Regions from separate parts of the Homo sapiens genome. Here region 1 is linked to region 2. A link is a contact called in ENCODE Hi-C data. All regions are on one chromosome and are shown on one strand. Each heading gives the region's core, a stretch centred on a gene start or an enhancer-like site at or near the end of the contact. The rest is flanking DNA. Distances are from core to core; before and after follow the strand shown.

Region 1 (5,215 bases), core at 2,401-4,900, 200 kb before region 2:
CTTAGGAATTCTCAAGGCATGTCACCTCCCTGAAGGAATAGGAGTTCCTGGGGACAGAGAGAGGGAAGGACAGATAGGAGTTCTGGGGACAGAAGGAGGGAAGTAGGGAGGGAAAGAGGGAGGTTCTTGGGAGGGGAAGGGTCACAGGCCCAAATTCCTAGGCTCCTGCAGCCTTAGCCATTCCGAGAAACGACAGAGAAAGTGATTTAGAGACAGACACAAATAGAGACCGAATTATGAACATGGGAGAGATGTAAAAAGGCACAGAAAGACAGTGAGAGAGAATCCGCCAGAGACAGAGGGCTTTGCTTTCGCCCGCAGCGATTCTGATGTTATCTATTTCCAGCTGCCTCTCCCCCACCACTCCACTGCCCCCACTCTGCCCCTCCTTCCTCCTCAACCTCAAGTCTCTCCTTCCCTGTCTCTCTTTCGCACAGGGCCTAGACATAGTATGAGTGGGTTCCCAGGATTTAAGGCGGAGCGATGAAGGAAGGTGGGGTGGGCAGGGCCTAGAGGATAGGGAGGGGGGTCAGACTGTCACCTCCCCATTCAGGCCACCCATTTCCGGGCTGCTGTCTTCCCACTCCAGTCTCTTGTGAATGTTCTTCTGCATGCATATCTCTGCAGAGGTGATGTGTGTGTGTGTGTGTGTGTGTGTGTGTGTGTGTATGTGAAGTGTTTCAGCCTGAGCCAGCCCATCTGTGTGTCCGTCCATACCTGTGGGTAAAAAATCACAGCACCGTCTGGGGGAGGGAAGATGTCCTGTGGTTTCTGTGGGGTTATCTGGAGGCCTGTGCCCAGTGATTGGTGTGTGTGAGGGGGCATGTATGTCACATATCTTGATCTATCTTTGTGCACCATGGTCTGTTACCTCCTGCCACCCCCTCTCCAGCTCCTGCTCCTTTGTAAGTCTTCTAAGGTGATAGTGGTGGGTTGAAGGCTCAGGAACATCTGAATTCATCTCTTTGGAGGTTTGGGGGCAAAACAACAGAAGTCATCACTCTGGCTCTGCCCAGATGCCAGCCAGCCCCTTGATGGGGATGCGGAGAGGGCAAAGGAGAGTGAGCAAAAGGGTGCTGTTGGGGCAGAAGCCCTAGGAATTGGGACTCCAGGAGTCCTGCCTGTCACAGATTCCAGCCCACCTCCCCCCGACCCCCCAACCCTATAATGCTCTGCAGGCACTACTGGGCCAACTGATTCTGGAATGGGACTGAGTGCAGGAGGGACAAGGGCTTGGGGAGTCCAGAGATGGCAAAAGATTCTGCAAGATCTGGCTAGAGTGAGTGCTGCAGGAGGGGTGGGGCCAGCTGTGTATGTTTGCAGGAAAGGTGGGGGGTGGGGGCAGAAAGGCCGCCTGCGGGGGAGAAGGCTTCTTGGCAAACGCCCCAGTTTCCTGAGCTGATCCCTGCTCCCTGCCACTGCTCCCAATTCTGTTGTTTCAATAACATCATTTTTATCCACCCCACAGAGAGACTGTGTCTTAGGAAGGGGAGGCGAGGGGCAGGGCTAGGGCATGGGGGAGGGGTGGTAATGGAGAGAGGCTGGGTCTGGAGGCAGCAGGGACTAGATTTGGGGCGCTCCCTCCTCAGGCAGAGGCAGGGCGGTCTCAGAGCCCAGGTCCCCTGATGACAAAGACAAATACATTAAAATTCTTGCCTCGGAGAAGAATGCAGGATAGGGAGAGCATTTCATAATCTGCAATAACAGTAGCAGGGTGGGAGCAGGGCTGGGCAGGGGGTTCGGAACCCAGACAGTGGCTCCCAGGAGGCTGGCCACTGGCCACCTGTAGCCTCCAGGGACCCCCAGAGCCCTCTAGCTGCCTATTTGGTACCACATGGCTGGAGTGTGCACCCAAACTGGGTATGTCTTTGAATGTGTAGTGTCCAGAGTTGGCATTGACCTTTAGGAACTGTCCAGATTGGCATTGCCCCGTAGAAACAGCAACTGTGTGCAAAGTTACTAGGTGCAGGGGCTGTGCGTGGCCTTTGGATACTGTTAAAGGCTAAAATGGGAGAGGGCAGTGCTTAGACCAGACCCTCTCTCTATGACTCTTGCCACTGCCCCCTGCCCCCTTCCCCTTCTTTAGTGTGTCCTAGCCCTTTCACCAGAACTCTCTGTATCCAGTGCAAGGGATTGAGCTGATGCAGCCTGGACACCAGGGCCCTGACATGGAGCTTGCTTGCCGGCAAGTCCACACTTCTCCAGTTCTCTCACCTCTGTCTGCTCATTCCTTCCCCCATCAGCCTCCTCCCCTGGGGTCACATCCCTTGGCCCCTTGGCCTCATCTTGATCTACTTGTCCCCCCTCTCTGGGTGACTCAGGATCTTGTCTTCTCTCTCTGCTCACCAAGGTTGTTTGGAAGTGACCTCAGTCATCACTCTCTTGGAAGCGACCTCAGTCCCCACATTCAGGTCCCCCTCTCTACCAACAACCAGGAGCTTTCTTCTGGGCGCCTGACGTTTCTGCCATAGGGACTCGATCTGTCCTCCCCACTCCAGGACAGCTTTAAAGGTTGATGGTTGCTCTTGATGGTATGGCAGGGAGAATGTCCCACACCACCTGTCCCTTGGCACCCCGGGGCACGTCGGGGACGGGAGGGGCAGGGGCTGCTGCCCACTGCCAGCCGAATGGCATGATGAATGGAGCTGTCCCTCTTCCCCACGGAGCCTTTGATCTCCCCCTCGTGGGGAGGGGGCCAGGGGCATCAAAGACATTTTTGTGGCATTAGAAAATCTGATAAACGCCATCTCACCTGCAGCTGGCTCTCCCACCCCTTCTACCCGGGCCAGGTTGGGGGAGGAACTCGAGGCAGGGACTCTTGGACACGCGAGGCCGGGCTAAAGCGAATTCTGACCCCTCGATCTCTTGAAAGTCTGCGACCTCCATTCTCCCGCTCGCTTACAAGTGCCAGCGCTTGCGCGCACGCCCTGGAGCGGCTACTCTTGCCCTCTCATTTCCCCCACCTCCCCGCCCTAGAACGCGGGCTTGAGAGGTGGGATGGCTGGGGGAGCGAGAGCGGAGGCCCAGGGCTTCCTCCCTTCTTCAAGGAGAGGCTGACGAAGGGGCATGAGGCATCGAACAGGGACACGGAAAGAGATGACCCCTCCAGCATCCGCCTGTCGGGCGGTCCAGTTTGACAACCCTCGCCGAAGCACCCCGCGCCCCAGGCCAACTTCCTCTCTTGCCTCCGCGCCAGCATCTCCCTCCGCACCGCCCCCCGCCCCAAACTCCCTCATTCCTGGGAAGTTTTCTCTCTTTACAGTCAACAAACCTGTCAAACGTCTCCCTTCCAGCCCGTCCCCCATTCCTCAGCTCCTCTTTCTCCCCCCTCACCCCTCTCTACTCTTCTTCCCAGCCCTTCCTTGCCCCCGACTCCAGGCGGCCGCGAGCGGCGGGGGGCTCCAAGTCCGAGAGAGGCGAGGCGAGGGGGCGAAGCGGGCGGGTCCCACAGCCCGAAGCGCGCTGGGGCCCCGCCCCGGCACCCCGCTCCCGCCCTCCGCTGCGCTCCGCGCCAGCCGCCCCGGGGCGCACGGCTCGCTCCCGAGAGTCCCGCTGCCTGACTGTCGCAACTGCCACCTCCCTCCGGCCCCCTGCCCCCCGCCCCCGCCTCGGCCCCGCTCCCCTCCCACCTCCGCCCCCGGCTCTGATTTCTTCTCCCGAGCGAGCTCCGCAGGAGACACAGGCGCTGGCTGCCCCGTCCGCTCTCCGCCTCCGCCGCGCCCTCCTCGCCCGGGATGGGCCCCCCCGCCGCCGCCGGATCCCTCGCCTCCCGGCCGCCGCCGTTGCGCTCGCCGCGCTCGCACTGAAGCCCGGGCCCTCGCGCGCCGCGGTTCGCCCCGCAGCCTCGCCCCCTGCCCACCCGGGCGGCCGTAGGGCGGTCACGATGCTGCCGCCCTTACCCTCCCGCCTCGGGCTGCTGCTGCTGCTGCTCCTGTGCCCGGCGCACGTCGGCGGACTGTGGTGGTGAGTCCGGCTGTCCTGGCGCGGCTCTGGACCCTGGAGGGTGGGGACCCCGGGACCCAGGACAGACTGGGGTGTTCCGCAGCCTCCCGGCTCTACCTGCTCTCCGAGCCCAGCTTTCTGGCCTCGGCCGGGGGCGTTTCTGAACTCCACTTCGACGTTCCTAACCCTCGGGAACATTCTATTGTGTTTCCTCCTCCCGGGTTCTCTCCCACCCCCCGCCAAGTTATGCGCTCACCCAGCTCACCAAGGAACAGGCGAGTGGGTAGGAAAGATCTTTCGGGAAGACACATATCCGAGGAAAAGAATGTGTGAGGAGGGCCCTGGATTCAGGGTATGGGGCTGGATTTGGAGAAGACAGGAACAAGGTGGGAAGCCACAAGGCAGAGAGGGCCACACAGCTGCCCCTTCCCCGCCCTGCTTTGCCTACCAACCCACCGGCTTCTCTCTGGGCTCCTGAGGAGTGGGCCTTAGTGACGACAGAGGGAATATAAAGGGGAAAGTGAGTCAGGACCCTGGTTTTCTCTACCTCGTCCTCCCCAAGCAAGGAAAAGGAGGAGCGGAAGGAACCGGACCCAGGCGCCCGGCCCTTCCAGACCTGGGGGTCATGAATGAAAAAATATGTGCAGCCCGGGAGATACGGGACCGGGAGGGGTCCTGCGGGAAGGGAGAGGGGCCTGGCCAGCCAAGGGAAGGGGGCGTCTTCCCAGGCTTGGCCCTAGCTAGAAGGGACACCTAGGCAGCGAAGGTTGCGGGAGCTTCGAGCCTTGGGGGTGGGGGTGGGGCCGGGGCGGGGAAGGAGGGTGCCCGACCGGGACGGCTCAGAGATCCAGATCCAAAGGACTTTTTTCCCCCTAGGTCTCCAGAGCCGCAAACCCTCGCCCGGAATAGCTCAGTGTTTAGAGAGGAGAGACTTGGACAATAACGCTGACGGGTTAGCCAATCCTAAGAAGGCAGGGTCGTGTCTATTTGCATATTGCCATGTGATTGGCTGGATGCCGACCCTCCGCTCCTCCCTCGCCCCCCAGATTTGGAAGAGAGGCAGATCCCCGTGCTCTGGAGAGATAGGGAGTAGGATGCCCACACAGGGAGTGGCGGGCAGCAATCCCTACTCCGTGATGCGGAGAGCCGTCCGACGCTAGTGTCACGGAAAGGGCGAACCGAGGACGACCCAGGTCCTATCTAGGGAACATATGCCCTTTGATCCGGCTTAGTATAATGCAGTGGCAGCTTTGAAGCAGATAGATCTAAGATC
Region 2 (5,078 bases), core at 1,896-4,395:
CGCCCAGAACTCTCCCGCCACACCCAAGGGAGCTGGAAGCCCGGGAGGGTGCTGTCCCTCTCCCTTAGGAACAGAGGGCCCTGAAGTGCTCCCTCCCTAGCATACAGCCGCCCCCGGGGATCTGGACCGCACGGCGGTATCACAAATCTGGAGGAGGCATGGAGGCAAGCGCCCTGGCGGCGCCTTCACTGGTAGGTGGAGGTCCCCTCTCTCCTGTGCTGTCTTCAGCTCCGGGTATCCATCCCTCCACAGACAGGACTACACCTTTCAGCGCCCGGTCCCTCTGTGCCTCCAAGGCAGGAGGGCCAGCCAGCGGCCGGGAGGGAGGAGTGGCAGCAGAGCCGACTGCCTGCGGCCGGCCTGCGAGGCGTGCAAGGCCCGAGGTGCCCAGTAGGTGTCACCGCAGCCTCAGGGCTGAGGCCTGGGGACGACAGGCTCTGGAGGCGCGGCAGGTGCAGAGCGTCTCGGTAGCTTCAGGGGGTGTGTTGGAGGGGAATCGCCGGCCTGCCTGGATCCCTCGAGCACCACCGAGGATTCCCGCCGGGACCCTCTTATAATCTTAAACCGGCCCACAACCCCGCCAGAGATGACAGGGCCAGGGAACCAGAAACCGGCGGATTAGCGCCAGGGCCGCCCAATGGGGGGCCACATGCAACGTCTTCCTCTGCAAGGCGCAAAAGGGGCTGACAATCCCAGACCTCCAGGACCTCTGCACCGGTGCCCCGCCCCTATACCGTAGGAAGGAACTCCATAAACCAAGCTTCTGATCTCAGGGAGCCAGCTCCACCATCCTCCTCACGTGGAGTTGGGGTAGAGCCGCGCCCTGGGGGAAGGACCGAAGCGGTCATCCTTGGTTGCTGCCTCCTGGTGTGCCTGGGTCCTGAGAGCCCAAGAGACTGTGCAGCTGACTCTGAGAAGAAGCTGGGGCCAGGGCCTTGGTCTGAGGGGAAAGGCCCTTCCACCAGTCCTCGACTCTGAGACTCTGAGATTCGAGGCGCCAACAAGTGTGGGCAGCCCAAGTCTCAACCTACCCCCACCCTGCAGAGCCCGGGCCTCACAGACCCTTGGACTCAGCCTTCCTAGGAGCCAATAGCAGCTACAACCCAGGGCCTCGCAGGTCCTCGCTGGTGCACAGCCTGGCTGGGGGTGCTTACTGCCCAGGGAGGGAGCTCCGCTTGCTCCTTCGTAGACCCTGCCGTCAGGCTTCTAGCCCCGCACCTATGCCCGCCTGCAGCCCTGGTTCCCCGCCTCTCTCCCTCACTGCCACCGCCCCCTCTCGGGTCCAGAGCCCGGGCGTGCGCTGTCAATGATTGCCCAGCCCGTGGCCCGGATCCTTATCTGCATTCCTCGGCGCCCGGCCCGGCCCGGCCACCAGCCAACCTTCGGCCCCGACACTGGCCGGCCAGCCCCGGCGCCAGGGTGCATGCTGAGGGCCCTGAGTCTAGCTGCTCTTCCCAACGGATCTAGAAAGCCAGGGGCCTGCTTTCAGGGGGAAGCCTCGGGAGACCCCGAAGGAAGGGGGTGAAGGTCTCTCCCCTCGCGGACCTGGCTGCTGGGAAGGAATTTGCGCCTCTAAGCTTGGGTGGAGCGCGGGTCCTACTCCAGCATGCAGAGACTAGCGTCAGCCCTGGTCCCTGCCTCCCTCGGCATCTCAGCCCCTCTTTTCCACTCCTTCCCGTCCCCACCACCAAGCCCAGGAATCCCCTAAGCTCAGTCCCAGAGCCCGAAGGCCCCAATAACCCACCCTTCCACCGCAGTAGCACCCCTCAGCTCTCCGGACAGACACGTGGGCTCGCTGGGCAGGTTCCTTTTCCCACCTCCGCCTCCCGATTCAACTCTTCCTCGCTGTTCTTAACCCCAGACCCAGCCGGGACGCTGCTCCTGGAAGGGGCAGCCCGTAGAACCAAGAGCGCACAGGGAGGAAAGGCCGTGGTGACCCTACGCACCCAGAGATTCTTTGCCTCAGGGGTGCCGAAAAGTTTCAAAATGAAAGGGGCACAGCTGTGCAGAAGGTTAGGCCGGGAGGGACTGCGTGGGTCCTGGAGGCGCAGGAGGCAGCCGGGTAGAGGTACCTCCGGGTGCAGCGTCTGGCTGAGCTGCCAGTACTTTGGGGCAGAGGAGCCGCCGCCAACCTGCTGGGCTGTGGGGCTTGGCAGCGGGGAGCTCTTCTAGCAGTCTCCTCCGGGCTTGGGGATGCCGACACTCCTGCCTGGACCCCTGGCCAGCCCATCTTGGGCAGGAGGCAGCGGGGCTTGGCGAGAGGGGCAGGTGCCAGGGAGCGTGCCAGCCAGTCGAGAAAATGTGCCAGGGGGTGGGTAGGGCCGGGCAGGTGGCCGTGCTTCGGTGGCGGCGCGCTGGTAGGGCGGATCGCGCTCACCTGGGTCATGAGGCGGTCGGCGCCTGTGTTCTCCTCGTCCTTGAAGATGATGTCTGGATTGTAATTGGGGGTGAGCTCCTTGAAGCGCTCGGAGCTGCGAGCGATCTTGCCTTCATAGCGTCCGCTGGCGCCCAGGGTCTTCTCGGGCACATTGGGGCTGAACTGCTTGTAGGCGAGCGGCACGAGTTTGCGTGGCGGTCGCCGGCGGCTGCCCACCACCCGACCCGGCCCGCAGCCCCATGCCGCCGGCACCACCAGCAGCAGCAACAGGACCAGGCAGAAGTGCAGTCGGGGCCGGAGCCGGGCGGGAGACATGGCCGGGGAGCCCGGGGGAGCGGCGGGCGAGGTCTCCTGGTGGGCTGATGGGCAGGCGCGTCGACGGGAGCGCTGCGGGGGCTCAGGCGTCCGGGTGGCTCCGGGGGGCTCCAGGCGGGGGCGCCATGGGCGGCGTGGTGCGGCCAGGGCCGGCGGGACTCAAGTGCGGGGCGGGGGCCCAGGGCCCGAGCTGGTGGCGGCGCGCTGTCCCCCTCGGCGCCTCGACTCTGAGCTGCCGGGCTCGCCGGCCGCCAATAAATAGGCCGGCCCGTTTGTTTTGGCAACGCGGCGGCGGCGGGGGGCGGCGGGCGGCGGGGCTGCGGGCCGCCGGGCTGGGCTGGGCTGGCCGGGCCGGCGGGCTGCAGGGCCCCGCGGTTAGCACCCCGGCCCGGCGGTCAGGCGGCTCGGGCGGAGCGGGAGCTGCTGCCGTCTGCGGCGCAGCCCGGGGCCGAGTGAGAGGGGAAATGGAAGAGATCCGGGCTCGGGCCCCGCGCAGACCGCACCCTACCCATGTCCCTGCCTCCTGTGCGCTCGACAGCGAACCTGCAGCAAGGGCAGCACAGCCTCCTCCCCCTCGGGCGGGCGGCCCCGGCACTAGCCAGCCCTCGTCCCGCTCGCGCCTCCGCCGCGCGTCCGCCCGCCCGCTGCCCTCTGCGCCCCCTGCGCTGCCCGAGTTTGCCCTCCCCGCCTGGACGCGCCCCACCCCGCCCTGGCCTCGCCTACCGGCTCTTCGCGGCTCTGGGGTGCCCCGCCAGGCGCAAACCTCCCGGACAGGAGCTGCCACCCCCACGGAGACCGCAACCCACGGCGCGGCCGGACGCGAGGGGCGGGGGGCAGTGGCCGGACCGCACAGCCGCCTACGGTGTCCCCTGCGGGGAAGCAAACCCAAAAGGCAGGAGGCCACTCATAACCTGGTGCCCCACCCTGGCCCGGGCGACGCGCCCTTTCAGCTTGGTGGAGCTGGGTTCTGTATCAACCTGGTGCACATCCCACAGCCTGCCTGTCGGTGTCAAACTGGGGATGGGGAGTCTAGCCTTTTGAAGAGTCAAATAGGGGGTTTTAAGTTGGAAACACTGTTGAAAGTGACAATATGAAGTTGCAAAGGGATAGGTCAATATGCAGAGAAGGGTAGCTAAAATGGTGACGTCAACAGAATACCGAGGAACCCCGACTGACCATGTTAAAGAGGGGCAGCAAAGATCTCAGTAACGGGGGCTTGGTATGAATGCCAAAATGATGCAAAGCCACCGGAACTGCTAAATAATTACTTGGTTCTATATTACACATCTAAAAGAGCAGAGAATATGTAGAAACAACTAGGAACGTGAACATGTGTTATGTGTTTTTATATGACATTCGAGAAAGCTGAATGAATTAGGATCCCTTCTGCCAAAACAAGTAAAGGCAAGTGTGTTAAAAAGCAAACAAAAAACATCACCACCACAACACCAAACTATATGATTTGACTGTAATAGATTCTACAAATCCAATAAAGGTAGAAATGAAAAGATGAGAAATAAAAAGACTTAAAAATTCTCACTCAAATGCTATTAATACAATAGGTACCATTTTATTGGTACTTATATTCCTGAACATGGTAGTTATTAGATATTATTGTACTATGTCTTCTACTTGCATTATCTAATTTAAACTCGAAACGGCCAAAGGAGCTATTACTGTCCACATTTTACGAATGAAGATATTGAAGTTCAGAGAAGATGAACAACTTGCTAGTGGCTGAAAAGCAGGGATTGAAGCCCATGACTCTGGCCCAGCCCCAGTTTTTGCCCATGCAGGTGCATTGTCCCTCTGTGCAGGACCAGTCCACTCAACACCACTGGGTTCGGGGCTGAAGTAGCTGTTCACAGATTTACTCACACTCTCTGGATCGGTTTTATAAACACAAATTCAGGATTGGATGAGACTCAAGAGAGTGCTTAATCTAAGCGCTTGATATTACAGAAAAGGAAACTGAGGCCCACAGAAAGAAATTTAGGATTGCTCCACTAGGAGTGGAGTGGTGCCTGCAATGTGGAAACAAAATGGATCGCCTCCTTTCCTCCCCTTTGCCCGCACCTTCTCCCCACCCCGCATGTTCTCTCTTGCATTAGCATTCAGATTCTGTTTCCTAGTCAAAGATGAATGTTGCTTCTTTTCCCTGAAAGCCTTCCAAGTGCTTTAACTTGTATTTTCCAGGGCTCAAGAACTATCTCTGCGATATTCTCCATCCCCTTTCCCTCCTGCCCCTCTACCTCAGATTTCTGGAACAGGGTCAGTACCTCTCACAAACCAAACAGGGGCTCTCTGTTTTTATGGAGTTCCATGAAAGAAAATTCCATAGGCTTCTGCGGTCACCTATCCCACTGTTTAATAATATTCTTCTAGA

The links. Hi-C counts contacts between places; a loop is a spot of excess contacts on that map. Pooled maps may share reads with other maps.
Region 1: a pooled map shows a loop between it and region 2 (8-fold over the local background). The contact joins the promoter of WNT6 here to the promoter of IHH in region 2. A Hi-C loop is called at or near these places in 1 of 37 single-sample maps with no recorded cell type and 7 of 50 pooled maps.

What each region holds. Positions count from the first base shown.
Region 1 is chr2:218,856,155-218,861,369 of GRCh38, forward strand. It overlaps WNT6 (Wnt family member 6), which reads left to right and starts at 3,651. Exons shown (of 4, transcript NM_006522.4): 1 at 3,651-3,963. The coding sequence starts at 3,884.
Region 2 is chr2:219,057,776-219,062,853 of GRCh38, forward strand. It overlaps IHH (Indian hedgehog signaling molecule), which reads right to left and starts at 3,146. Exons shown (of 3, transcript NM_002181.4): 1 at 2,378-3,146. The coding sequence starts at 2,692. LOC124906120 (a long non-coding RNA gene) reads left to right here and starts at 3,918. Exons shown (of 3, transcript XR_007088092.1): 1 at 3,918-5,078. It overlaps MIR3131 (microRNA 3131), which reads right to left and starts at 975; the gene lies at 913-975.